2 separate regions of the Homo sapiens genome follow, and region 1 is linked to region 2. The links are chromatin loops, found by intact Hi-C in ENCODE. Cell type or tissue: CD14-positive monocyte. All regions are shown on one strand. Links, peaks and the distances in the headings refer to the core of each region. The heading gives the core; the rest is flanking DNA. Region 1 overlaps FLRT2 (fibronectin leucine rich transmembrane protein 2). Region 2 overlaps LINC02328 (long intergenic non-protein coding RNA 2328).

Region 1 (15,302 bases), core at 8,296-10,795, 340 kb before region 2:
ATAGCTGGGACTACAGGTGCCCACCACCATGCCTGGCTAATTTTTGTATTTTTAGTAGAGATGGGGTTTCACCATATTGGTCAGGCTGGCCTCAAACTCCTGACCTCAGGTGATCCACCTACCTTGGCCTCCTGAAGTGCTGGGATTACAGGCTTGAGCCATAGCATTTTTTAAATTGCTCACCTCTCTTTCCTAATTGTGTGCTTGGGATACATGTTCACTGAGTCAGACTTCTAATCACTCTTTCCTCTGAATTTCTGTGTGGCCTTGAGTGAGTCACTAAATCATTTGTATTTCTTCTTTATCTTTTTTGGGAAAGCAAACACCATCTTCTACTGTAATACTTTTACTTTTGACTTTGGAGGGTAGCATGATAGTAACTGCAAAACTCTTTGAAAGGAATTCCAAGACATCCAATTCATTGAAAAGCAAATATAATTTTTGGAAAAAGAAAGCATTGTTCATTGGAATTAATTTTGCAGATGAATTAGTTCATTTATCAGCCATCAATCAATATTTAAAATACGGTAAGAAGAAAGCCAGGAGGTAGTAACACAACCCCTTCCCAGGCCGTTTTCTCAGGGATAGGCCCTTTCTCAAGCCTTGGAGTCACTGAGGATTGGGTAAATACAAAACCACTGTAGAAAAACTGAATGAAAGCACGCATCAGTAGTGACTGGATGTTGGTATCATCCACTCATTTCATAGAAGCTGAGGACACATCTTGCCCTTTTCCAGTATAGATATGTTTGAAGTACATTGTCTTGTGGGAATGCCTTTTCCCAATTAGAAATTTGGCAATGGAAAAAAAGATTTGGCCTCTGAAGTTCTGAAGATGCATAGGCAGGGGACACACCACAGCCCTGCCTCTTGCTTGAGGAAGTTACAGAGCAGGTTGTAATTAAGCACTTGAAATGTAACAGGTGAATCCTTAGGTGACTGGGAATCCCATCACCTCAACCCTGCAAAATAGCCATCAAATTGCTTTTGCCAATTAGTACATGAAACAGCTGAAAATATAACAAATCTCCATTTATCTAGGGCGGTAGGCAACTAAATGTTTCTTCTTAACTGCTCTTGATTTATTGAGTGAAGTGAGGTGGTGTTTTGTCTGGTGAATACATAGCATTTTTACTGCTTAATAAATATTTCATGAGCTAAGCCCTGACTCTTATGGATGTGGAGAATAAAGAGGCATTATGCTTATATAGAATGCTATATAATTTTAATATGCATTTATGTCATTGTTTTAAACACATAAACAGTCAAGAAATGAATAACTCCATGAAGTTGAAATTAACAAAGTAAATTACAAATTGACTTTAAAAGTGTCACATTAAATACTTTTTTCCATAGTTGCTGATTTTACCCTGCCTGCAGTGGGTCGTTAAAACAGATGTGACAGGAAGAAAACAAAAAAAATATTTTATAAGTTTTTTTTAAGTGATAGGATAAAGTTGGTTTTCTTGTGATGGTAGAAAAGAAAATAGAAAAATAAGAAAGTGTCCCCAGAGAAAGAAGGTGGTAGCTCCCCTTTCTTCTGCTCGTTACATCCCGAAAACCACATCCTGGTTCCTCTCCTTATCTGGCAGCAATTGGGCTGCAAATTGTGGGACACGTGGTAAATGGGAACCTCCACTCACCTTTCTTTTTTTTATCAGGTAGATAGAACTGATAGACCATCCTGTTTGGTGGTAAATATACGTCAACTCTAAGAACAAATGGGGTCTGGAATTTGCAAAGAAGTATCACCATTACTTGCCAGGTGAAAATCTGGAATCAGCCGGGTGCAGTGGCGCAACGGCTGTAATCCCAGCACTTTGGGAGGCCAAGGTGAGCAGATCACCTGAGGTCAGGAGTTTGAGACCACCCTGGCCAACATGGTGAAACCCTATCTCTACTAAAAATACAAAAATTAGTCGAGCATCAGGTTGGGCACCTGTAATCCCAGCTACTCAGGAGGCTGAGGCAGGAGAATCGCCTGAACCCAGGAGGCGAAGGTTGCAGCGAGCCGAGATCGTCCCATTGCACTCCAGCCTGGGTGACAGGAGCGAAACTCCGTCTCAAAAAAAAAAAAAAAAAAGAAAAAAAAGAAAACCTGGAACCGCATGAATTCTGTACCTGTTCATACAGGATACCATGCAGAGTATAATGGAATATTTGGAGCTGGAGAACATTCTACATTGTTGGCTCCATGTGCACAGGGCTTTCTTTGTAGTCATTCTATAATATTTTCAAATTACATACATGTTTAACACAATATTTTCAAGTAATAGTTTCAAATCAGTGGATTGAAAATGTAGAAAAGATACCTTCATCTACTGTACACTAATCTCAATTCACATTTGGATATGGGTAACATTTCCTTTTCTTCTTAGGCTAAGTAATTGCCACCAGGTTATACTGTTTTTTAAGAACATTTAGGTTAACTACAAAAGAGAAAAGGAAACAGACATTTTGCTAGATGTTTATATAATTTTCCTAGATTAACTTTTAATTTTTTTTGAAGCATGGGTTGCTTTCAAATGGTTAATTTTAGGCTTTTCCTAAAATTTTCAGATTTTCCTACAATGTCTGTGTGTCCAGTTCTGTGTGACTTTTGAAAGTCCATGAAATTAACCACTATCTCTTGCACATAATGTTCAAACTCTTTTTCTCAGACCTCACCTTCTGGCTGCAGGGCCAGTAAGGTTAATTTAGAGCATGTCATACCTTTCACAGGGCTCTTCCTTACATATGATTGAAACTCTGTTGATTGAAAATGTGTTGAGCCCAAATCTGTGAGTGCCAGTAGGGTTTTCAATGTCATGTACTTTCTGAGGATAAGAACCAAGGTATTGTTGGGTATTTAAAGTCTATCTCAGAGCCAATGAATAATGTTTTACAAATTCTTCACTCTTTACAACATTGCCAACCTTCTACTGTTTCTTTTGGCTATTTAGCATTGTTCGTGTGACAGTTACCTGGGCATTTTTTTCCCCTTTAATTGAAACAATTTTATAACTAGCTCTGAGCATTAAAGATACTTAGCATCTGATATTTAAAAATTATGTTTTTGTGTAATTCCAGAACTCTGGGAGTTCAAGGCAGGCGGATCACTTGAGGTCAGGAGGTTGAGACTAGCCTGGCCAACATGGTGAAACCCCATCTTTACTAAAAATATAAAAATTAGCCAGGTGTGGTGGTACATACCTGTAATCCCAGCTACTCCAGAGGCTGAGGCAGGAGAATTGCTTGAATCCAGGAGGCAGAGGTTGCAGTGAGCCGAGATCATGCCACTGCACTGCAGTCTAGGTGACAGAGCAAGACTCTGTCTCAAAAACAAAACAAAACAAAACAAAACATATATATATGTATTTAAAATTCCTAGTCATCTTATATATTGTGGATCCCATCATATGTCTACTTATTTAGAATATTCAGGTCCAATTATTTGTTAATAATTTGTTTTTAAATTCATTAAAATAAGTTTTGTTTAGTAATGTTAAACATACACTAAGCATATAATATTTAACTGTTATTGCTTAAATATTAAACACTCTCAGTTAAGGGACAGGAGGAAAAAATTGTGTAGGCCTTGATCAGTATGGCTGGGAAGGCCTGGGGATTTGTGTTGTGTGTGGAATGTGTGTACACGTCTTTGAGTTTGGTTTTGTGTGAGTGAGTAAAACTTCATCAAATAGCCACTCCCAGAGATGTGTGTGTGCCGCTCCCTCATACCTGTAAGTCTCAACTCACATACCCTAGGTGCGGCTTAGCTTGACTGTGACTATTTAAACCTTGGCCCTCCACCACAAACTCTAAATCTCTCTTACCCCAGTAGGTGCTCAATAAACAGTTGAGAACTTTCTCCCTGAGCTCTGAAAGAATGAGGGTCTTTGGAGTTGTTTTAATCTCACTCATTTGCAGTTGAGAAACACATGTTTTGGTACTTTTGAATCTAAACCCGTCTCCTATTCAATTTTCCTATAATCCTCATAAAAACTAAAGTTTACTTAATGGAGTTGACTCTTGAAAAATGCTGGAGTTAGGAACACGGACCCTCTGCACAGTTGAAAAATCTGCCGTTACCTTTTGACTCCCCCAGAATTTAACTACTAATAGCCTATTGTTGAGTGGAAGCCTCACCAATAACACAGTCGATTAACACATACTTTGTATTTTATATGTATTATTGACAGTATTCTTACAATAAACTAGAGAAAAGAAAATGTTATTAAGGAAATTGTAAGGAAAATACATTTACTTAAGTAAATGTATTAAGTGGAAATGGATCATGATAAAGTTCTTTATCCTCATCTTCTTCACATTAATAGGCTGAGGGGGAGGAGGAAGAGGAGGGGTTGGTCTTGCTATCTCAGGGTGGCAGAGGTGGAAGAGATGAAGGGTGAAGGGGAAGCAAGAGAGGCAGGTACACTTGGTGCTACTTTTATTCAAAGAAATCCACATATAAGTGGACCTGCATGGTTCAAACCCATGTTGTTCTAGTGCCAAGTATACTTCCATAATGCCCAAAGTCATTAATTAATAAGAGATGTGTTTTATAAGTTAGAAAGACCCTGGCTTTGGGAGTCATATAATCCTAGGATCAAGTGCTGATGTTTACAGTCTGTGTAAATTTAAGCAAATGAATTTACTTAACTTTAGTTTTAAGATAAATCTCACAAATGGGCTAGTAATAATGACCTACAAGAATTTTGTGACAATTAGCAGTAAGATGTGAAAAAAAAAAAAAAAAATGCCCGACAAGGTGCTTGGCATTGAGAAGGTGCTCAGTAACTGATTTGCATACATTTCAAGTATATATATGTGCTTGTTTGTTACATATGTGTATATGCACACAGCTATGAGAAATCATGGATTCCTTTCAAAAATGTGGAAGAAAGAACCCTTTGAAGTCTATATGAAAAGAGCTTAGGAATTAATGTCCTGCTTTTATCCACGGTATAACTGCCTACCATGTTCAAAGGGCATCGATAGAATTAATATTCAAAATTTTCTTTGAAGCCCTGATACAGAAGGACCCGGAAGTAAAACCCATAGCTATTTCTATAGGGGAATAAGTTCTCAATATCAAGTAACAGACCCAGTGGGAAAACTAGGCCATTTCTGGTTTGCTATGTTTTCTTGACTTCACATATATATTTTCTTGGTTCTGTGAAGAAGATTTGGAAGGGTTCACTTGGCGGGCAAGAAGTGATCGTGTTTCTTTGTCTGTTGGTTGGAGTTGAGCTGTACAAGTCCCCTGGGGCAGGTTTGGAGGTCTTTGAGATTTCTGCAATTGGGATTGGACTGGTTTTCATTCCGATTCAGATGGGCTGTGGCTGCATCTCTCAGGAAATTACGGTTCACTTTTTGACCGTCCAGGAAGAGCCTTTTAAAATAGTGATGCCCAAAAAACAAACAATGACTCCCTGCATAGGGCAAGGAGGCTGCATCTCACCCAGGGGCCAGGAAACAGGCGCCCCTGAACCTTTGCCGTTGTTTGTTTTCACACGTTATCTTCTCTTCCAGATCTGGAGACTGACATAGAAACTGTCCTCGCGGATTTAGGTGCGGTCCATTGAATTACCACCAATACTCATCTTCACAAGAATCTTAAATAGAATCAGGCGTTTCTGTAAATATTGAAACAACTGGACATACACTTTTCATGTCGCTCTGTTTTCCTTTCTGAGGAGCTCCAGCACATTTGTTAGCTATTTGTCATGTTACGCCTTTTACAATCATGGACCAAAACAGAGATTAGACACTAATGTAAGACAGTCTTTGTTGTCGTTGTTGTTGTTGTTGTTGTTTAAATGTGGAAAAAGGATTTTAATGTGGGAATTTATTTTCTGGAATTGTCCAATGTACAAATAGATAAAATAATTTCAGAGGTAGAGATTCTAAAGTAATTGAACCCATCGTCTTGCTAAAGACTTTTTTAAAAAAAACATTTTCATTATTTAAACTCTCTTAGCCTATCATGATGGTACCTGGGAGAATTCAGAGTTTCACAGGTGAGCAGTTACTGTGCATCTGGCACAGATGAGAACATGCTAGTTGCGCCTTGTTATGGGGTGTGTTGACTTTCAATTGATTTTAAGCACACTTGAAATGGTAATGAGAATACTGAGCTGGGAGAGAGCATATGGCCTTAACGATTTGATTCTCAGAAAACAAGCAAACATTTAAAAATGATAGAGTTTTCTGAGCGTCAAAGTCAAGGTGAAAGCTGGGTGTTTGAATGACAGAAACGATTTATTCTTTATTATCTTTAGCTGTGCCTTTATTATATTTTATTGCGTTGAGATGAAAAAAATAGAGAGGAACACCAGCATTTGCTATCCAAGTTTGGATCAAATTAAATATGACATAAGGCTTTGCTCAAAAGGTATGACAACTTTGGCGCTTTTGAACTCAAATCATCCTTTCAAACAAAATTTAATATGAAAAAGTCAATTAAAATATAATAAGGAAAAATGTAGCTCAAGGAGCTGGAAAATGAGAGAATATATATCAGGCCATGAGAGAAAGATGAAGAGAAATATAAGCTGTTAGGGCATGAACTACATTTATATATACAATACTCCATACATATTCTCTTATTAACTAAGACAGGTATGTGAGAAAAGGAGATGGGCGATTTAGAGAACGTTGATTTCTTTATGAGAAAATACATCCTATTACAAACATACGTGGTAAGTTTGTCTTTTTATTTGTTCTACCTGATTTTGCTGGCTGCCATTACCAGCTAAATGGCAAAGTCTGTGAGCTTATTTTTTTCTTAAGTTGCTCTATTTTCTTGATTAGAAGCTTGATACTGGAAGTAACAAGATGTGGTCAACTTTATATATATATTTACTTAAGATGGAGTTTTGCTCTTGTTGCCCAATCCAGAGTGCAATGGCACGATCTCGACTCACTGCAACGTCTGCCTCCCAGGTTCAAGGGATTCTCCTGCCTCAGCGTCCTGAGTAGCTGGGATTACAGGCATATGCCACCTTGCCCCGCTAAGGATGCGGCCAACTTTAAGACATTTATTTGGTTTAAACAACTTGTGAGGAGTCCAGTCTGTTCAGAGACACAATTACTTCTACTTCTGTGGAAATCTAAAAACATGAGTGAATTATGTGGAAACGTGTGGCTTCAAATTGTATACTGATAGATGTTCCAGCTGAGTGGGACTGCTGAGATGATATATTCTGTTGGCATGCCTTTATACCCACAAAGTGGTTTATTTACAGTCAGAAACATAATTGTCTGCAGTTGGGAACTCATCTGAGCTGATCTCAGTTTTCAAACTCTTTTTCTTATGGCTTGCCTACACTTGTCACTATTTCCTTCAGTTGTTTCACTCAAAACTGTCAATCTAGTCACTTCATATAGACACATCCCACATCTAATGATGAAAATAATCATTGCCATTTATTGAGCACTTACTCTATTCAGGCCATTTACTAAGTAAAAACTTTGCATAAGTAGGCTCATTTAATCTTTATAAGCTTGTTGCAAGGAGATTTTGGATCGGAGTTGTTACACGATTTGCTGCATGTTTGTCCAGCACTCATTAATGACAGAGGAAGTGTTGGGACATACAAGTCTGTCTGACTGCATTTCAGAGAAAAGGGAATGATGGAGTGGGATTGGGTGAACTGTGTTTCATTCATCCTGGAATTAAACAGATTTCACAACTGAATAAAGCCATTATACGGGAATTCTAAACTTAGATTTTCAAGTGATTTTGGGGTGCAGTGCACAAGTGACACCAGATACTGGGAGCAGATTCAGAAAACCAAGTCTTCTCTATCATCCTTATCAGCCCTTTATGTCCACTGAATTCATCGTAGGGCTTGGCTTCTGATGGTGATGTTCTGATGCTCTGAGAAGTTCTTTAGAAGTTTGTGTGATCACAGAGCTGCTTCTAAGTTGGACCTCATAGGATTTTCGAGCTGAAGGAAACCTTAGATGTTATAAAATTCCTCTTCTTCCTGTTACGGTTTTAATATGCAATCCTAGATAAATGAAGTGACAACACTTCCCGTTAGTGACAGAACTAAGACAAAGATGTAGGTCTTCGGAATTCAATTTACCTCCTTCTCCTATTCAGACAGCCTCTCTTTAAAAAGCTGTGTTGTGTGATAGGTTTGATGATGTGCAACTTATTTTATATAGCTATACATTAAGATGAAATAAGAGAAATGGGATGGTTTTTTTTTTTTTTTTTTTGAGACGGAGTCTCGCTCTGTCGCCCAGGCTGGAGTGCAGTGGCACAGTCTTGGCTCACTGCAAGCTCCGCCTCCTGGATTCAACCCATTGTCCTGCCTCAGCCTCCCGAGTAGCTGGGACTACAGGCTCCCGTCATCATGCCCGGCTAATTTCTTTTTGTATTTTTAGTAGAGACAGGTTTTCACTGTGTTAGCCAGGATGATCTTGATCTCCTGACCTCGTGATCTGCCCGCCTCGGCCTCCCAAAGTGCTGGGATTACAGGCGTGAGCCGCTGCGCCTGGCCTTTTTTTTTTTTTTTTTTTTTCAAGGTGACAAGTATTGCAAACAGCTTTTGATCCTATGAATCACTATTAACTCAATAGGCTAAAAGTATTTGCAAGGTCAGAAATGGCCATATTTTGGCTGCTGCCTCTGTAAACCACTGTGAAGAACAATCTTATAAGTAGGGCGCTACCAAAGATACAACATATTTCTCTTCCTAATTCTTAAAGCAACCATGTAAAGTAGGCATTGTTATTCATATGTACCAGGAGAAAACTGTGACCTAGTGAAGTTAAATTACTTTCCAGTAATTTCAGAATATTCAGGCATTGAACACTGGTTTCTCTAATGTGTTTTCCTCTATACCACATTGGATTGAAGAAAGAAGTTTTAAGTTAGTCAGACAGCGCCATGTACAACTAAACAAACTTAAGTTGTACCTTAGCCATTAATTAATCTTTAATCAGTTCAATTACTCTTTCTCCTTCTCTCTCTTTTCTTTCCTCCCCCCGTCTTTCCTTCTTTCCTCCTTTTCTTTCTTTCTTTCTTCCCTTTATCAGTTGATTAACAAATTATACGTGTATTTTACAGGTGAAGAAACCAGGCCACAGGAAGATTAAATAACTTCCCCAAGGTCACATAGCTAGGAAGTGTTAGATCTGGGATTTAAATCCAAGATCCGAATAAAAAGGCTGCATACAGCCATGGAAATGTTAAATATTATTGTCACAGGCAGTAGAAATAAAAGTTGTTAATAGGACAGTATATGATGGGCACAATGATACCTTCAGAATATCATCTGTAAGTAATTGATGGTGTTTAGAGACTGGAGACAAAGAGATGTGACGCAAGTGCAGTTCAGCTCATTTATGGGGGTAGCTATAAATAAAGGAGGAGAGGCATGTGAGCGATGTTGTAAAAGAAGAATTGACCTCACTAATGATTCATTTGGGCGATAAGAGGAAGTAGTAGGAGGCAGCATAGGCCTCTTTACTGTAACAAAAGATGTTGATGCCATTGGTCAAAATGGAGAAGTCAGAAAAAGAGCTTGAAAGATTTGGTTTGAAGTTCCAGATGGACGTGTGTGGCTGTCGGTATCCATGGGTTTGGAAATGCAGGGCTAAATTTCTGATCAGAATGTTCTAATTGGGTTAAAGATTTGGTATCCAGACTTCTAAGATTAAAGTGGTAGCATTTAATCATGTACATTTAATCTGTGTACTGAGGAAGAGGTGCTTGGAAATAGAACTATGAGGACTGCCCACGTTTATGTGCAGGGAAGAAAACAGGCATGGTCAGAAAAAGGAAGACTCTGACAGGACATCAGAGAAACTGATGGAGGTTAGAGCTTGGGGAAAATAAACGTGGTCAAGAGAATCTAATCCTTGCAGAGAAGTCAAGGCAAAGGAAAATTGAAAGAGACCATTAGATTTTCTATTATGAAATTATATTGTGGACTTTTTTTGCAATTTCAAAAGTATTTCAGGAGAGTATAAGCTGGATTATAAGGAACCAGGGAGTAAGAAATAGAGACAATATAATTTACATGGAAGCAAAAATAAAGGTGGAGTGGGAGCTTGGGGAACTTCCAGTGCTGGGAAAGAGTTTTTGGAATAGTGAAGACCTGATCCTCTTTCTCATCAGAGAAGACCTGGTTGGGGGTCGAGTCTGTGACTTATGTGTTATGCTGCACAGAGTGTTATCCATTCTAACTGCTTAATAGATGTTCGTTGAATGACAAGTTTAGTCTTTATCAAGCCAGGAGATAGATAGGACTTTCATTTCATATTGTGTAAAAAATAGAAATAAATAAGCCATTGGAAGTCGTGTCCTACAGTAACAGGAGGGTGAGAGGGAGATTGGATGAGGGGCACAAGCTGAACCTCAGAAAGGAGAATGTTCAGCTGACCAGGGAGGGACTAAGGTACAGGAAGCAGTGAAGATGTAGGGATGGAAGCTGAAGTGCTGTAGGTAGTGTAGGATGAGATAGAAGGGAGATGCAGCATGGAAGAAACCAAGTGAAATAATGTTGCCCTGGGCAGGCGGTAAACTATGAGTCCAAGCCATCAGGGCCGGGTTGAACTCACCATGGACTAGTGGACCATTGTTGAGCCATTTTTTAAGCATTGCTTACAAGCCTCTTTGAACTTTAAATGACACAGCATGATCCTAATAAAGAGGTTCTGGAACACAGCCAGACTTCCAGGACTAAAATTATGCCCAACATCACCAGTTCCCTGGGGAGGCCACAGGCCTCTGGATAATGGAAGACAGCAGGCTGTCCTAGCAGCTGGTGAATGGCAAGCTGCAATGGATTAATGGCTTAGGGAGCAAAGCCCTGAAGACCTTCCCAGCCCATAGGAAAAAGCACAACTCTGGAGTCAGAATACTTGGGTTTGAACCCCATCTTTGCTACTTGCTAACTGGACAAGCTTGAGCAAAGTCCTGCTACTCCCTGAGCCTCAGTTTGGTCGCTTATAAAATGAGACTAATGATAATACTTGCCTTAGAGAGATGTGAGGATCAAACAAGATGCATCAGAGAAAACTTTGTAAATTCTATGCAAATATTAGATTTTAAATAATTATAATTATTACTGGTAAAGTCACAGAGATGTGGATAGCTAAGAAAGAGTACTAGCAGAAGGATTTCCCTGTGTCTGACATACTCAGCTCAAAAATGGGAAACTTTCCCTTGAGGTCACCGTGGAATGTTTTGAATATCAGGTTCTAGAAATAGTTGCTTCTGGAAGTCAGGTGGGAGTGTTCATTGTCTACCACCAACAATGATTATTGATCTGTATGAAGGAGCAGCCATTTTCACAATAGAGAATTGCTTTTTAACCATATCTAAGCCTGTGAATACAATTTGTTATTATTTATTTATAATGAAGGGTAGTAAAGTGTCTGCTTAGATATATAGTGACTTATAAATGCATTTGCACATATGTATTTACATATGCACTCTTATACATACGTACACCCTGTAAATGCATGCATAAATATGCATGTATATTACACAAAAATACACATGTACCTACTTGATTTTCTTTACTGTCTCCTGACAAAGCAATCTATTCAAATTCAGTTTCTCAAAGTAACCATTTTGCTACCACAACCTTAGAATAGTCCCTTTGCTCCGACTTGGAGTTGTCACTGCAGAATTATTCCTGGTACACTACTGGCTTTGCTCCCTGCCCAGCTTCTCAATTGGAAGGCGAGATGGCACTTCCGATTTTATTAAAGCACGCTGGAGCTCAAAGAACAAATTGGAGAAATCAGGATTGATTACGTTATGTGCTCTCTTTGTCTTCCTCCGGGTTTGTTCAAAGCCAAGTGTGAGCTTTCAAAGCCAGAGTAGCTGAATGGAGTTCTATGCTCAGCACAGGGAACTATGATTTGGCAAATGTTCCAATTATGAAGAGTGAAATGGAAAGAGTGGGCGTAATTTTGCTTTAGGAACTGCACCTTCACATCAGTGATTTTTGCCCTGTTAACTGAATAGATCTGGCAACTTATTAGGAAACAAGTTGCTGGAGTGTCACAAACGGATGGTGTCTTCTTTGATGCATGTGAATTCTTTGTGTAGGGGACCCTTCATTTCTGTTTAAAATGGAACAAATAAACCATTTGGAAGAGGTATTACATAGAAATCTACTATAACCCCAGAATAATGATTACCTCTGTTTTAGGGTTTCGGGTTTTTTTGCTTTGTTTTGTTTTGTTTTGCTTTTGGAGAATGGGGGCATTTGAGCGCATAACTTCCTTCTTTACATCTGATGGGGAATGTGAAAAGTATAAATGAAGTTTATCTTAAATGCCCTGTTCTCTTCAAATCTTTCAAATATTCCATTTAAATAGGATCTTTCTCTTTTGTGTCTGGGTATAATTTTGTTGATACCTCTTTGGCATTTATGACCATCTGCCTTAAATTATTAATTGGGCTTTCATCCTTGCCGTCCTCTCTCCTAAATAATGTGCAAGCAAGGACTTTAACTGATTTATTTCTGAATTCCCTGAAGGTACTTGGTACAAGCTGCAACAGAGAACAACGCCTGTAGAGCTATCTACAGAGAACAGTAGATAGAGGCCCCTTTGTGTCTATGGGAAAGAGGAAAGTTGAGGTTCCGGGCATCGATTATGAAGGAGAAAAAAAAAGATGTGTCATGATGCTTTCTAGAATAATAGGATTGACTGAATAACTGATAGCTTCAAAACCAGCATATAAAGAATAGCTGTGTCTGACTGCTCATTGCTGAGTGAGGTTTTCTGATAAGGATGAGATAAGGTCAGGTAAATAACTTCTGATAATAGATGATGGGATTTCCTTTTCATTCTTACCTTTCTTTCTTTTCTGTCACATCTTGTTAGGTAATTAAGACCTGGATTGAGACCAGGCACGGTGGCTCACCCCTGTAATCCCAGCATTTTGGGAGGCTGGGCGGGCAGATCACCTGAGGTCAGGAGTTTGAGACCAGTCTGGCCAACATGGCGAAACCCCACTCTACCAAAAATACAAAAATCTGCCAGGCATAGTAGTATGCACCTGTAGTCCCTGCTACTTGGGAGGCTGAGGCACAAGAATCAATTGAACCCAGGAGGTGGAGATTGCAGCGAGCCGAGGTCTCTTGCCACTGCACTCCAGCCTGGGCGACAGAGCGAGACTCAATCTTGAAACCTGGATTGAGAATGGAGAACAGATCCGAAATTAAATGTATGCATGTTTCTGGATAACATAAGGTAACTTTTCCTTGTGTCTTGAGAGTGCCATTTTTACTGTGTTAAAACATGGCTGCTTTAACAGAAATGGAAGCCCATTTCTGTTGCTTTCTTCAATATCATTTTGATGCACTGAAGAACTTCAGGAAGCCATCCTACCTAAATCTATCCCAACCTGTCTTACTAGTTAGTGAAAACATTTTTGTGGAGTATCTTGAGGGTGGGATGGGTTGGAAATTGTCACATATTTTAAGATTGAAAAGGAGCTTAACTATAATCTGCTTTGTCTCCTTTCATGCTGGTGGGTGGCATGACGCCTAGGAAAGGTAAGTGATGTGTCTGCCTTAGCGGAACATTCAGGAGTAAAATCATGACTTCCTGAGTCTTATCCAGATCTTCCTTTACTTATGCCTATTTCCTCTGTTTTCAACATTTATATATTGCCTGGTAATCGCCAATGTGCTCATTTTATTTACGTGACTAGATTACCAATTTACTAAGCACTCGAATCATATCTTTGACTTCTTTTGAGCTCCCACCATCTAGCCCAAGTCTTTGAACATCATAATTCACAGTAGTATTGTTCACTTTAAGGATTAATGATTGCTGTGGGCTGCATTTGTTTTCATAAATTGCTCTGGGTGAAGAAATTGAGAGAGAGTTGGAAAACTCCACCAAGAAAGAAAAAAAAAATCAGAAGCATTTAAAATAAATAAGCCTAGGACTGTTTTTAAAACTGAGAAGATTTTTTTTTGTTGTTGTTCTTATTGTTTTTGAAATTGGACTAATGGTAGAGGGAATAAAAGGATCCAGATAAACTAAATTGCTCTAAATAGCTGTAGTTCAGAGCAGTGCTAAAGAAATACCTTCAAAGAGTGCTTAGAAAATGGGGAAGAAATTAGTCTTTCCTGCTGTGTGTGTTGGCAGAGGGGTGAAGTGGGTGGGGGTTAGGAAGGAAAATAGGAAGACATTTGGTCCTCCCAGCCTAGTCTGGCTGTCACTCCTGTTAGTGCCGACATGATTCTTTGACACAGAGAGTTCAGAATCATCACAGGTCACAGAGAAGATGCCAGTAAGAATTCATAGCCCTTTTGGGGCCTAACTGCAGTGAACCTGGTAAATAATTCAGGCAGTCAGAAGTGCCTGGGTATGGAAGACTTTAACTGAGCGTTTTCATCTTTTCTTTTAATATCATCTCAGGCCTTTCCAGCTAATTTGATTAAAACCTACATTTCCCCACACCCCCTCTTCCTATTGTCAAGAAAGACCATTTAGGGAGCCCAGAGTTTTGTTTTCTCTCAGCTACATTGTGCTTTTGATAACTTGGAAATATAATTGGAGATTGGGAACATCATTAAGCCAGTACTGGCAGCTCTCTCCTGTGAATGGTGCTCAACACTTTTGCTTGAGTTTTGCCTCAAAAAGTCATAGATTTTCCAGATTTTAAGGCTGATAGAACCATGATATACATTTGAAAACTTATATAGTGTACATGTTACCTAATATCAGACATAATTGGGACAGTTACTTCAGTTAAATTAAGAAATCATAAAGATATTTAATAATAACTTGTGGCTGGGCACGGTGGCTCACGCCTGTAATCCCAGCACTTTGGGAGGCCGAGGCGGACAGATCACAAGGTCAGGAGATCGAGACCATCCTGGCTAACACGGTGAAACCCCGTCTCTACTAAAAATACAAAAAATTAGCTGGGCGTGGTGGCGGGCACCTGTAGTCCCAGCTACTCGGGAGGCTGAAGCAGGAGAATGGCATGAACTGGAGCTCGCAGTGAGCCAGGATCACACCACTGCACTCCATCCAGCCTGGGCAACAGAGCAAGACTCCATCTCAAAAATAAAAATAAATAAATAAAATAAAATAACTTGTACACAGAAACATCAAATTGGACATTAATTGGCCAATCTTTTGACGTACAGCTCAGTTTTCATCTATATATTTCCATAGCACCGATTGAATTCATATTATTTTCTCCCCCAAATATGTCAACCCTGACTTCCAGTTTGCTTTATTATATTGAGATGAAAGATTTGTAAGATTCTCTTTTCCCTACTTCCCCCTCCCCCGCATATACCAGCAACTTTAGCTAGCAT
Region 2 (15,302 bases), core at 4,229-6,728:
CTACTCGGGAGGCTGAGACAGGAGAATGGTGTGAACCCAGGAGGTGGAGCTTGTGGTGAGCCAAGATCGTGCCACTGCACTCCAGCCTGGGCGACAGAGTGAGACTTGGTCTCAGAAAAAAAAAAAAAAAAAAAAACAAAAAAACCCTAATCTGCTCTTAAGATCAGTGATTGAGATAAATTTGCAGACCCTCCCCTTGATGGATCAGCTGGCACCACCCAGATCAATTAACTGGCTCATCTGATCTTGTGGCTCCAGCCAGGAACTGACTTGGCCCAAGAGGACAGCTTCAATTCCCTATGATTTTATCCCCTTCCTGACCAATCAGCACTCTTGGCTCACTGGCTTCCCCCCGCCTACCAAGTTGTCCTTAAAACATCTGATCCCTGAATGCTCAGGGAGACTGATTTGAGTAGTAATAAAGCTCTGGTCTCCTGCACAGCTGGCTCTGCGTGAATTACTTTTTCTCTATTGTAATTCCCCTGTCTTGGTAAATTGGCCCTGTCTAGGCAGTGGGCAAGATGAACCCAATGGGAAGTTATAAATTCATTTGAATATATGTTTGGGCCTATTTATAGGCTCTCTGTTTTGTTCCACTGATCTATGTGGTTTTTTTTTGGTGAGGTGAGGTCAATGCTATGTGGTCTTAATCATTGTAGCTTTACAGTAAGTCTTAAAATAAGATAGTGTGAATCCTCAACATTATTCCTCTGTTCCTGCAGGATTGTGTTGGTTATTCTGGATCTTCTGCCTTTTAATTTTTCCTATAGAGGCAAAAGGAAAGCTTCTCTTCTGCTCTCTGAGGATTTGCTGCTGAAAAAAACTGACAATAGATAGATTAACAAAAGAAAGTCATATAACTCTATTAATGTGCAGAAGCATGGGAGCCATGGAAAATATGAGTCTCAAAGAAGGGCCAGATGGCTGCAGCTTAAATAACACTCTTCATAGGGGAGAGGGAGATGGGAGTGCAGGCAATTTAGAGTATAGGCAATGATGTTTAGAGAAATGAATTAGCCTAAAAAAAGACAAAGTTCTTTTGAGATCTGGGCGAGGTGGTGGCAAGTTATGAGAAGGTGATGAGATGTTCACCATGAACAAAATTTGTCTTATTATGCAGATAGTGTCCCTGGTAATCTCTTGGAGCTTCCCTCAGAAGTCTAGATGAAAAATCTCTCTGAGCGTGGTGATGACTTCAGATCTAGTCTCTTCTCCAGTGGTTAATCTTTCCCTGTTTTCTGTTGAAATTTCTAGGAAGTGTGTTTTAAGACAATTTCATGACTTCTGGAGGAACTTTTTTAATCAGATAAGGGAACTTGAGAGAAGGGTTTTCCTGAGGCTTCAATAAAGGAAGGGGTAAGGGGGGGCAGAGATTAAAGAGAGGCCATGGTCCTGAGGCTTATTTCTGAGGCCTTTCAACATTTTTTTTTTCAAAGCACTCAGCATGCCAAACTGCCATATTTTGGGTTGTCATTTTCTGAACCCCAATAAAACTTTAGAATCAGCTTATCAATATCTCCAAAATAGTGTACTAAGATTTTCTTTGAGATTCAATTGAATCACTTGAGAGAGTTTGGAAGAATTGTCATCTTAAGAATATTGAATCTTGGCTAGGCGTGGTAGCTCACACCTGTAATCTCAACACTTCGGGAGGCTGAGGCGGGCAGATCACGGGGTCAGGAGTTCGAGTCCAGCCTGACCAACATGGTGAAACCCTGTCTCTACTAAAAAAATACAAATTATCTGGGCATGGTGGTGGCTGCGTGTAATCCCAGCTACTCAGGAGGCTGAGGCAGGAGAATCGCTTGAACCTGGGAAGTGGAGGTTGCAGTGAACCGAGGTCACGCCATTGCATACCAGCCTAGGTGACAGAGTGAACCTCTGTCTCAAGAGAAAAAAAAAAAAAGGGAATATTGAATCTTTAAACTTGTAAATACGAGGCATCTCTCCATATATTTACACAACTCTTTGATTTTTTCATCATTGTTTTGTGTTTTTTGGTCTATAGATCCTAAATATATATGTATGGTTATATTTGTATGTGAATACTTCATTGTTTCAGTTTGGGGGAGGCTATAATAAATGCCTCTTTTTAAAAAAAATTATAAATCCCAATTGTTCTTTGCTTGTATGTAAACATGGACTTGACGTTTGTGTAATAACCTTGCATCTTGTGAACTTCTATAATTGCCTATTAATTCTCACTGCAGCCTCCGCCTTTGGGTTCAAACAAATCTCTTGCCTCAGCTTCCTGAGTAGCTGAGAGTACAGGCGCATGCCACCAAGCCTGGATAACTTTTGTATTTTTAACAGAGATGGGATTTCACCAGGTTGGCCAGTTTGGTCTCGAACTCCTGACCTCAGGTGATCCACCTGCCTCGGCCTTCCAAATTGCTGGGATTACAAGCGTGAGCCACTGAGCCCAGCCACTTGCCTATTTATTCTAAGTTGCTGCTGTTCATAGTTGCTTTGATTTTCCACATAGAAAATCATGTCATCTGTGTATTAAGACAGTTTTATTTCTTTTTTTCCAATTTGTATACCTTTTATTTATTTTTCTTACTCTTTTGTATCAATTAGTATTTCCAATACAAAATTGAAAAGTAATGACAAAACATCCTTGTCTGTTCCTGATCTTAAGGAAAAATTTTCCAGACACCCACCACAAAGTATGATGCTAGCGGTAGGAGGTTTTGTAATTTTAAAACACCAAATTAAGGAAGGCCCTCTCTATTCCTACTTTGATGTGTGTTTTCATGCTGAATGGGCATGGATTCTGTCACATAATTTTTTCGTTTCAATTGATACAGGCACATAATTTTTCTGGGTCTGTTACATTAGTTGATTTTTTTGAATGTGAGTTAACCTTGCATACTTGAAATAAACTTTCTGGGTTGTAGTGTATTACTGTTTTTATACATTCTCTTCAATTTGTTATTATTTAGTTGAGAAATTTTGCTTCTGTTCTTAAAGGATATTGGTCAGTAGTTTTCTTTTCTCTTAATGTCTTTATCTGCTTTTGGTAGGAGGGAAATGCTGATATTATGTAATAAGTTAGGAAGTGGCCCTTCTGTTTCTGTTGTGGAGAAACGGCATTATTTGTTTCCTAAGTGTTTGGTAGAATTCATTAACTGAAACCATCTGTTTCTCAGGCTTTCTTTTTTTAAAGTTATGAAATATTGATTGAATTTATTTAATAAATACAGGACAATTCTCATTTTCCTTTGTATAAATTTTGATAGTTTGTCTTTCAGGAGGTTTAGCTATTTAAGCTTTGTTATCAAATATGTTAGCATAACATTGTTCATTATAATCTTTTTTTTATTCTTTTCATGTCCATGGGTTCAGTAGTAATGACTCTTTTATTTCTGATATTGATAATTTCTGTCTTCTCTTTTTTATCTTGGTTAGCCTGGCTATAATTTTGTCAACTTTACTGAACTTTGCAAAGAAAAATATTTTGGTTTGTTTGATTTTTATCTATTATTTCTCTCCTTTTGATTTCTGTTACTTCTGCTCTAATCTTTATTAATTCTTTTATTCTGCTTGTTTTAGGTTAAGTTGCCCTTATTTCTATGGTTTCTTATAGTAGAAAGGTTATTGATTGTAGATATTTCCTCTATTCCAAGATATGCATTTAATTCTATGAATTTTGAAGCACTATTTTCACTGCATTCTCAAGTTTAATAATTGCATTTTAATTTTCCTTTATTTTAAACTATGTAAATGTTCTCTTGAGACTTTTTATTTGACCCATATGGTATTTAGAAGTATATTATATAATTTTCAGATACTTGGAAATTTCTCAGCTAAATTTCTGTTATTGACTTGTAGTTTTGACTGCACCTGTTATCTAAGATTAAACTTCATATTATTCTTATTTTTTAATAAGTATTTTTGATTCTTCTTTCCATTCCTTATGATGTTGCTAGCATTCATTTCTTTTATTCATATGCTTGAATCACCAAATAAATTGTTATTATTACTTTAAACAAATAGTTACTTTTTTGGTCATTTAAGAAAAAGTAAAACAAAATATTTTATTTTATCTTTATTTATTTATTCCTATCTTTTCTAGATACACATTTCTGACATAGCATTTCCTTCTGTTTGAAGAACATCTTTTAACATTTCATGCAGGAAGTTCTGCTGCCAATAAAATTCTTTATTTCTTCTTCACTCTTCAAGGATAATTTTGCTGATTATAGAATTTTAGTTTGGTAGTTTCTTTAAATATTTTAAGTATTTCACTTTACCCTCTTCTTGCTTGTGTGATTTTCGATAAGCCTGCTTTTATCCTTAAAATTGTTCCTCTATAGGTAAGTTTTTTGTTTTTGTTTTAGATCTGGCTACTTTCAAGTTGTTCTTCCTATCTTTAGTTTTCTGCAGTTTGAATTTTATATGCTTTGGAGGAGTGTGTATGTGTGTGTGTGTGTGTGTGTGTGTGTGTGTGTGTGTGTGCATTTATTTATTTATTTTTCCTGCTTTTTGTTTTTTGAATGTCCTTGATTTGTGGCTTAGTGTTTGCCGTTAATGTTTTAGATTTCTTGGTCATTATTACTTCAAATCTTATTCCTTCATTCTCTTTCTTTTCCTTCAAATAATATGCATATGATGCCTTTTAAAATTATACTGCAATTTATTTTTAGCTTGTTTTTGGTTTTTCTTTTATTACAATTTTTGAATGTTCTGTCTTTTTTTGTACTACTTTTCCCTTCGCATATATTTTGAGAATTCTCTCTAACAGCCTATTTTTAACCTCGCTGATTCTTTTCTGAGTTATTTGGAGTCTACTAATGAGCAATAAAAGGCACCTCTTCTTTTTCCTGTTAAGTATTTTCCTATTTCTAGTATTTCCTTTTGATTATATGCAATTTTGATAGTCTCAGCTTTGGCTCACAGAAACATCAATTGTCTTTCTATGGGAGCAGAAACTTGAATGAGAGTCCCATTAAGTCAACAAGTAGATAATTTCAAATTTCTAGATTTTTGAAATTATGACATTTGACATTCAACCAGTTAAATTATTTTTCTGAATCTATTATTTGGTCCGTCTAAATATGTTCTCATACCTGACTTAGTAGAAAGTAGAATTTAATTTTGATTGCATATTTAGTGCTAAGACACGTGTAGAACGACAACATATGCTAAAGCCTAAATTTTATAGTCAGGAGTGGCCATTTGTATCAGGATCAAGCATATAATGAGAATTACTCACATTGAAGTGTAGGAAATCAGAGCACCCGTATCTTTGATTCATTCTCAAGACCAAGTCAACTGGATCTAACATGAATATCAGGTGATGAAATAAAAGTGTGGCAAAATGTGAGCTAAAGACATTCTTATGGGCCGACATTGCTGTTATTCTGCTGTTAAAGCTAAGAACTCCTGCCTTGATGGATCATCTTTCTACAGATTAAAGTATAGTGTAAAGTCCATTTTTGTGTAGACTAAAGTACATTGTAAACAATAGTATCTGGTGATTGGTAAAGAATAGGCAAAGCCTACTTCAAGCCTTTCTTGAAGAGTGCCAATCATAAAAACAATATAGATACATAAACCATGTGAGCAATTCTAAATACTAATATCCCATGTTACAGTATGTAACATTTTAAACAAGTGCTGTACTTCAATATGATTCATTATACTCACCAAATGCTCTAGATAAATATATGTAAACAGTTTTGCCCATCATTCCTCCAAAATTCTCCTTTCAGCTCAGAGTGCACTGTTTAACAATCAAAGTTCCTCAAAGCATTGCCTTATGAAAAGGTTAGCATCAGCATGACACATTGGGGAAACTGCAAAAGCAACTTTCAATTGCAGCATTTCATTTCAACACACCACAAATTATCGCTCTTTGCTAGGATTTTGAACTGAAGAAAAAAGAAATGTCCAAATACCAAACCTCTAAAATATTTTTGTTTCCTTTGAAATAAGAGGAAGAAAACACTTCCTTGCAACCACTTGAAACAATAATAAGGCAGGTGTAACCATTACAGGGTAAAATTCTTTGTAAAAACTGTCACTAGACACTCAGACTAGGTGTCCTCATGCAGTAACTTGAGAGATCATTGATGCCATTTTTTTAAAGCAACAGCGAAACTTTGGGTCTGACAAACCCCATTCTTTTCTCAAAAATTCAACTGCGTAATAAGATGGCACTGCCTCTATACATCCATTTAATTTCTGCCAAAGGTATCACAAGCAATTTGCTCTCTAATGAAAATCATGAAAGGACTGTGTCTCATTTTGCAGGCAATTTTTAGTAAAAACCACAAGGGACTGGCATACTGGCATCTTATTTTCAGCTGGTAGGATTAGTTTGTTGAAAAAAAATGTAGAATGCTGAGATTGGAGAGTGGACAGAACTAACAGAGCCCTGGAGAGGAAGCCATTGTGCTCAATTATTGTTTGTGGAATGAATGAGTGAATGAATGACCAAACTATGAAAATCCCCAAAAGGATGTTTGCTGCAATGTTTAAATTAAATCCTCAAGTTGATTTTTTTTAAAAAAATATAACCATGAGGGAGATACCAATGAAGTCACAGCTTGTAAGGTATAATTCTCATTTTATGGTGTCAAATGAGATGGCACCAATGGGAAAATCATTCTGTCATTTAATGAATATATATTAAGTCCATACTGGGTTCCAGGAAATGTACTAGGTTTGTGAGGCACATTTAATAACACTACATATATTGCCCTTCCTTCAGAGAGCTGCAGTATAGTGGAAGAGGTAGGCATTCATCAAATAATCTCTTACAAATACCATTAGAACTTGTGATTAGTACTTTGGAAGAACAGTATAGGGAACTGTGGGACTATGAGGGTAGGTGTGGGGTCTGTCATCTGATTGGGGAAGTGGGGAAGAATGCCATCCTTGAATATATGTGCTGGAGCTAATATATGCAGTTTGAAAAGGCATTAACTATAGTAGGGAGTAGGAAGGCTCATTAGTCTGCTTTCATGGTGCTTATAAAGACGTACCTGAAACTGCAAAGAAAAAGAGGTTTAATGGACTTACAGTTCCACATGGCTGGGGAGGACTCACAGTCATGGTGGAAGGCAAGAAGGAACAAGTCGTGTCTTACATGGATGGCAGGAGGCAAAAAGAGAGCTTGTGCAGGGAAACTCCTGTTTTTAAACCATCAGGTCTCGTGAGATTCATTCACTATCATGAGAACAGCACAGGAAAGACCTGCCACCATAATTCAATCACCTCCTACTGGGTTCCACTCATGACACGTGGGAGTTACAATTCAAGATGAGATTTGGGCGGGGACACAGCCAAACCATATTGGAAGGAAAACGAAGATTCCAAGTCCTGAAGTAGGAGTCATTTTGACTTAGAACAAGTACTTTGTTAAGCTGTGTATAGACTGAACATGTCAAATGGAACCAAGTACAGATGCCCAAGAGTGAGGCAGGCCCAGCATGCCCAGGCTCTGCCTCATTGTCTGAAACAGTGAGACAACCTCAGGCAGACCAGAGGCCAAATCACAGTCCTGCACCACACAAGGGAGCCACTGCTGAGACCTAAGCCAGGTACAACTGTGGCCTCCTACACGGAGGATTTTCAAAATTCCACTTTTAATCCTTACCCATCTTCAGAGCTCATGTGTGAACACATTGGTAACTCTTCCATTTTATTTTATTTTATTTTGATGTGAAGTCCTTCTTTTCTCATAGATTTGCTCCATTTTCTCTATTAGATATCCTGAGAATGGCTCAGTGAGATGTCCTCCCACTTGGTCTGATGGAACACACATCAAATATGCAAATCCATCCATGCAATTTCTCTATCTGAGCTTTTATAATTTTCTATGACTTGAGACAACTCCAGCTTCCTTGTTGGGCATTTGAACCCCTAACAATTTGGCCTCAGCCCGTCTCTTCAGTTTTATGTCTGCAACTTGCTCTATGCAATGTGTAATCACATAACAAAAAATTCCTTTGGTTTTCATAAAAACATAATTTCCTCCCCTCATTTGGTGTGTAAATTACATTCTTCCTGATTAACTTAGCTTCCTTACTCGTCTTCCTTGTCCTTGTCTGCTTGATTTCATTTTACTTTTCAGACTTAGCTATCTTGTATCTCCTCCGGAAAACTTCCCCAGTGGCTAAGTAAGCAGATGTGGATTAGGGATTAGAAACATGGGATTTGGATTGAGGCAAATATGATAGTGAATCCTGGATCTTCCACTTACTATGAAAAAATATTTACCTCAGAGATCATTATAATTGATTTCAACTAGAGTAAGGACAATTGCACCTATATTCTTCAGTGAGAACTCAAGGAGTAACACATTACAAAGCACTTAGCAAGGAACCTGGATATAAAGAATATTTAGGATTATAAATCATGCTGCTATAAAGACACATGCACATGTATGTTTATTGCGGCACTATTCACAATAGCAAAGACTTGGAACCAACCCAAATGTCCAACAATGATAGACTGGATTAAGAAAATGTGGCACATATACACCATGGAATACTATGCAGCCATAAAAAATGATGAGTTCATGTCCTTTGTAGGGACATGAGTGAAGCTGGAAACCATCATTCTCAGCAAACTATCGCAAGGACAAAAAACCAAACACCGCATGTTCTCACTCATAGGTGGAAATTGAACAATGAGAACACATGGACACAGGAAGGGGAACATCACACACCGGGGCCTGTTGTGGGGTGGGGGGAGTGGGGAGGGATAGCATTAGGAGATATACCTAATGCTAGATGACGAGTTAATGGGTGCAGCACACCAACATGGCACATGTGTACATATGTAACAAACCTGCACGTTGTGCACATGCACCCTAAAACTTAAAGTATAATAATAATAAAATAAAAAAAAATTTCATAGTTGGTACTAACAATTATTGCTATTGTTGTTCATCATTGTTGCTGTATAGATGACTATTCTATGGCTCTGATGGAACATTTTTCATGACATTAAGCACAGTAGATTGACAATATATTTTTGCACCCCCATGTTTCACTTCAAACTACAAGATCCTAGGTCACACACCCTGACACATAACAGACTGAAATACAGACATAGATGACGTCTGTTCAGTCTTTGCTGTTCTCTGAACAGCGAATAAACTTTTTCTCCCCCAACTTGATATCCATACTCAGAAAAAGCTCATAACTTCCCAACTCATTAGCTGTGTAGGTGTTAGAATTTCTCCATTAGTGTCAAGGAAATAAAGCCAAATTGAAAGCAATTAGCCAATTGTATTTGGGTAGTTTTTTCCTTTTGGCTCATTTTAAATACAGACAGACTAAATTACCTCTACAGCTTGTCTTTGAAGTGTTGTTGTTTTTTTTTTTCTTTTTTAAATGCACAGATTGTATTTAGGTTATAAATAGAAAAATTGCATCTTTTCAATTTTTAAAAATATGCTGAATTCAATAAAATTATAATGGGTATTTATGAATCCTGGAACAGATAATAAATGCTTTTAGGACAAATTCTTTGGCTAGTATAACATATTAAAAAATAGCTTTTGGTACTAAAAACCTTAAGCCTTTTTTCAACCTTTCTACAAGTCTTCACTAAGCATTGATTCTGTGACATAAGAAACTTAAGAAAACTAAAAGTCATGTATTGACAAAGTATTAAGCCATAGAAGTCAAAAATGTAGACTCAGAGACTGAAATGAAAGCCTTTGATATTTCCTTAGCAAAATTTTGTATATACACTAATGTGTAGCACTAGAAGACTATAAGTGCCAAATTATATATTCCATTTCCTTTGTTAGCTTTATCAGAGATATTTAATTCAGCCCATTTTGGGGTCGCATGTGGGAATGGTTGGTTGGGCTGTGTAGCTCTCTTCCTAGGGGTAGAGTACGTATCTCTCTTCCTCACCAATAAGTATCAACTGCACAATTATTTAGCCATCATTGCCCTTTATGAGAGGGAAAACCTTTTTAAATATTTTTCTGTCACTCATGATTTGAACTGTGGTTTTAATGGATTTTTATTCAGGTTGCTGATGGGTTTTCCAGTGCTATTATGACAGAAACGAGAAGAATGCATTTGTGTGTGTGTGTGTGTGTGTGTATGTGTGTGTCAAGAAGCAAATGACTTTTAGCTGGAAAGAAGTGGAGTCTGAGGAAGATATCTAAAGGAAGAGCACATGAATATCAGGATTTTTCTAGCAGAAAGATGGTCTCAGAGAAAGGACGCTTTATAAAAGAACCTGGCAATAGAGAAAAAAAAAATCTGCTGCAAAAACCATTGTTTTACTGATGAACAGCTTTGTGGAATAAATCTTCTAAGACATTCACTGTCAATCTCTCATTTGTCAAAACACTGTGCCAACCTCCCCCACAGCCCCCTTAAGCCTGTCTCCTAGACAATAGGCCAATGCCATGAGAATTTGCTCTGTGACCCAGTTTCTCTGAGTGAGGCTCATCTATAGTTTATTCTTGAGAAACTAACTGTAAGATCAAAACGACCTCTGAGCACTTAGTGGGGTAGAAGAGAGGAGATTCTGTGTCAAATCTGACTGTGTATGACCCAGCACCTACAACTGAGACGGTGGGGAATGGACACTCCTGATGCATACTTGGTCAGTTACAAATCGTTGTATTAGTCTGTTCTCACATTGCCATAAATAAATACCTGAGACTAATCATTTATTAGAAAAAGACGTTTAACTGGCTCACGGTTATGCAGGCTGTCCAGGAAGCATAGCAGCTTCTGCTTTTGGGGAGGCCTCAGGAAATTTGTAATCAAGGCAGATGGAAACAGGGAAGCCAGCACTTCACATGGCTGGAGCAGCAGGAATAGAGAGAGGAAGAAGGTGCTATACACTTTTAAACAACCAGATCTTGTGAGAACTCACTATCACAAGAACAGCACTGGGAGGTTGGTGCTAAACCATTAGAAACTGCCCCCTCCCTGATCTAATCACCTTCCACCAGGCCCCACCTCCAGCATTGAGGATTAATTTCCACATGAGATTTAGGTGGGGACACAGATCCAAACCATATCAATCATCATCATGGAAATTCATGTATTTTGTACCTCTGTTTACAAATGATGTAGCAATAGTCCATGTAAAGCACAAGAAATATGTGTTATATGAGATATCCTATAGTTTTCTTTACATGATATGAGCATCAGGTGGATGATATATTAACAAAAAAATTAATTTTTCGGTAATTTTAAGAAACTGAAATGCTCACACTTCAGATGTGAGAGAATAATCTACATACTCAAAGTGGAGCAGATTTATGTATTTCACATGCCAGCTGATCATCTCTAGTAAAAATAGACCCCGTTGTATTAGAGACAAATACTTCAAAGAAAATCTTTTGACAATAAAGTACAACTTTCTACTTTCTGACCTAAATCTTCACCTTTCAGTCCTGGAGAGTATTTATCGTAATCTTTTTTTCAGGGTGATGCACCGAACTACCCAGTTCTCTCCCTTAGGAGTTTTCCTCTTTTTTCAAACCTGAGAAGCAAAAGTGCCATAACAATTGTGAAACGATTCAGAAGAAGAATGTCAGCTTTTGACAAGTCAACTTTTATCTCACTTGAAGGGACAGGAGGAAATCAGCAGATGAAAGGAGAATTGATGATTGATGAGGCCTTTGGCACAAAAAGTCATATCTAGGTATGCTGCCCTTTATGGGTCACCCACTTTCTCTCTACTCCACCCATTACTCCAACTCAATGCTCATAAAACACCCCTCTGATAATTAGTCTTGTATAGCCTGTTAATTCGCAAATGATTGTAACTATAGCTCTCTCTTTTTTTCTCTCTCTTGTACATTGGCTCTCTTGGGCTGGCTGTGTGGTACTGAAAGTCTTCAGGGTAGTGATAAGTAACTGGAAAATTCATTTATAAAGAAAAATTAATTCCTTCCCCCATTCATTGGACTGCAGTTTGACTGAATTGAACTAATCAATGATTGGTTTTAATAGAATGTAGGGAACAATCTTACCTTAATAGTTTTTCTTTAAATTTTAAAACTTCTTTTCTTTTTTACCAAGAGTCCCCAATTTTAATGCTTTAGTTAACAATGGTTTATGTAACCCATTTGCAAAAGTCATGTTAAATGTTAAATGTAAATATTGCTAAAAATTATCCTCGAGCTGGTTCAAGATAGCAGACTGAGCACAGAGTTTTACTGCCTCTTATTCCCAAACTCCCTTTGGGACTGTAGAAAGTTATAAAAGAAATAAGAACTACAGAAAAATAAGAAATCAGTAGACCAGAATATTTGACAAAATCTGGAAAATTCCAAGCAGGTGGGCTGATATTAATAGAGAAATTTAGAAACCAAAACACCGGCAGTAAGTACAATATTTACCTAGGGAGCCCTCAAGGCACTCAAATCTGAGCTAATTGCACAAAGGACAGACTTGGGACACAGGACAATTATGAGTGTAATTAATTAAAGAACTCTATCAGGAATAAGTGGGACAGTTAAAATTTCACCCTTCAATTACCCTCTCTCCTATCTTCTATTATGTAAAATGGCAGTATTGTAGTCCCAAAATAAAAATATATTAACTCTTCTTTATAGAAAGGAGATGGATCCATAAAGATAGACTCAACATATTTCCGATGAAGTACATTATTCAGAGTATGATCTCTAACCACAAAGGGATTAAGCTAGCATTTATTTATTTATTTATTTTTAAACGATAACCTCCAAATCCCAAACTCCATAGAAATTAGGATACCTCTAATTATTCCAGGGTCAAAGAAGAACTCAAAATGCAAATTGAAAATGTTTAAAATGAAAGATAATGAAGCTATAAAACATTTTAAAGTGTGGAATACAGGTAAAGCAAATTTTTGAAAGAAATTTTTAGGCTTAATCATATATATTAGAAAAACTATCAAGGCTAAAAATCAGTGGTTGAAATATTCATTCCAAAATTCTGGAAGAAGTAAGTCAGATGAAACCAAAGAATGTACAAGACAAGTACCAAAAAGAAAAAAAAAATCAATGCAATTTAAGATAACTATGCTATATATAAAAACAAAGCTAAAAGTTTAATCATTGAACATACCAATGAAATAAATAAATCAGTAGGAAGAATAATCAAGAAAATAATAAAATCATGAATTAGAAATACTAGACATGAAAAAGGGTAATGAATAATTATAATGTCAAATGATGAAAGAAATATATATATATATATATATATATATATATATATATATATAGCATGACCAACTTCATAATAGCAAATTTTATAATTTGGATGAAATAGAAAACTTTACCGAATCATACAAGACTGAGAGAAATTCAATAGAAAATTTGATTACTTCAGTATTTGTTTAAAAATTGAATGCCTAATTTGAAATCTTCCACAATAAAACCTCAGGACAAGATGGCATTTCCAAAGAACAACACGAATCTTACCTAAACTTACACAGGAATAGAAAAAAGGGAGTAATTTCTGGCTCTTTTTTATAAGGCTAACATAATTTTTATTCTAAATATTGACATTTTCTTTTCAAGGAAAAAAGGATATATTATTGACAGATATTTCATAAGATCTAAAATGTTGAAATGTAGCTATCTGTTAAAAATATAAATAATAATATTATTTATCACATTAGCATTATTATTATCAATAAAATTTACCACATTAACAGAAAAATGAAACATAAATTGATCATTTTAAGAAATATGCAAAAGGCAAAATCATTTGACAGTATCTAACACATATTCATGGTTTTTTTGAAAGCATTAGAAAATTAGGAATATAGATTTTTATCCATCTGAAAAAGAATAGCTCCAAAAACTTGCAGCATATATTATGCACAAAGGTGAAATATTGACACCTTTCCCTAGAAATTGGAAAAAATAAATGAGTGTCCATTATCGGCACTTCTAGTCCACATTTTTGTAAACCAAGAAAAAGGAAGAAACAAACATTTTAGAAGAAAAATCATAGCTGCCAATATTTATAGATTATATTATTATGCAGATTGATAAAGGAGTCTGTAAACTATTAAAAAATAATATGTTTAGCAAATTTGTTGGATACAAATAGGCATTTTAAAAATCAAATATAGCTCTATATACTAACATTAAATACTTAGGTAATAAATTAATGAGTAACCATAAAAAACATTTAATATCTAGTAATAAATTTAACACTAGTTTTGAAAGAACCCCACCTCACCACCACACACATATATAAAAATCTATTGTTTAGAGAAATTAAAGAATCTCAGTAAATAGAGGGATGTGCAGTTTTCATGGATTCAAGCCTCAATATTGTAAGAATGTTAATTATCTCTAAAGTAAACCTCAATTAAATAAATTCTCAATAAAGAATTCCATCAGGGTATTTTACAGAAATTGACAAGCTTAATTTTAATTTTTAAGAAATGCAATTAACCAAAAATAGCCAGGTCAATCTTAAAGAAGAATGAAGTTGAAAGACCTATACTAACAGATCTGAAAAACTCTTATAAAACTATGCTTATTAAAACAGTGTGTTATTGGCAACAAATGGATAAACTGACTTTTAAAAGCAACTGGAGAGTACCAAACAAATTCAATCACATTTCCTGAACACATCAAAGTCTACATTAGTACAATGTTGTACCGAATTATTATAAATTGTACAATATATGTTGCTGTGTCAATTGGATAGTCATTTGAATAAAAATGATTCTGAACATTTATTTCAACCATAGCAAAACCGGTTTCAAATTAATTGTTGGTCTAAACATGAAAGATAATATAATAAAACTTTTAGAGGAAAATGTAGAAAACATCTTTCTGACCTTGGAATAGGCAAGACATTTCTTGACCAGAAACAGAAAATGATAATCATAAATGGTAAAATTGATAAATCGGATTATACTAAAATTAAGAACTATTTTTCATCAAAAGATACTATTGAAAGTAAAAATCAAGGCTCAGAGAGGAGATATTTGTAATATATATAGCTAATATTGAACTCAAATGCAAAAATATATCTATCTATCTTAAAAGAAGCCTTCCATATCAGAAAAAAAAGACTGACAACCCAATAGGAAAACAACAACAACAACAACAACAAATGAGCTCAAAACTTCACACAGGATAGCCAAATGGCAAATCAACATATAAAAGGTGTTCAACTTCATTAGCTGTCAGAGAAATGTGATTCCATATTCAACCATCAGATATCTACAATGTGAAAGACAATAAAATACCCAATGTTGGCAAGAATATGAAGCAAATTGCAGCTCTCATAATTGTTAGGGAGAGTAAAATCACTTTGGAAAGCTATTTAGTAGTATCTGCTGAAACGGAATAA

Evidence for each region. A loop is a pair of places that touch in the nucleus more often than their neighbours do. Peaks named below come from ENCODE experiments on the same cell type or tissue, not always from the same donor. Only the 100,000 strongest peaks of a DNase experiment are listed, where the experiment ranks them.
Region 1: a loop joins it to region 2, with 4 times the contacts of the local background. A loop is called at or near these places in 1 of 110 quality-filtered maps.

The regions. Positions count from the first base shown.
Region 1 is chr14:85,590,725-85,606,026 of GRCh38, forward strand. The region is part of intron 1 of FLRT2 (fibronectin leucine rich transmembrane protein 2); the gene reads left to right. Among named protein-coding and RNA genes, the nearest start is that of FLRT2-AS1, 67 kb to the left of the region's middle. In CD14-positive monocyte, for the core only: no CTCF peak of the experiment used is centred there; a DNase peak (open chromatin) is centred at 9,407; H3K4me3 peaks cover 719 bases; H3K27ac peaks cover 2,125 bases.
Region 2 is chr14:85,937,606-85,952,907 of GRCh38, forward strand. The region is part of intron 1 of LINC02328 (long intergenic non-protein coding RNA 2328); the gene reads left to right. Among named protein-coding and RNA genes, the nearest start is that of LINC02328, 11 kb to the left of the region's middle. In CD14-positive monocyte, for the core only: no CTCF peak of the experiment used is centred there; a DNase peak (open chromatin) is centred at 5,786; H3K4me3 peaks cover 572 bases; H3K27ac peaks cover 2,040 bases.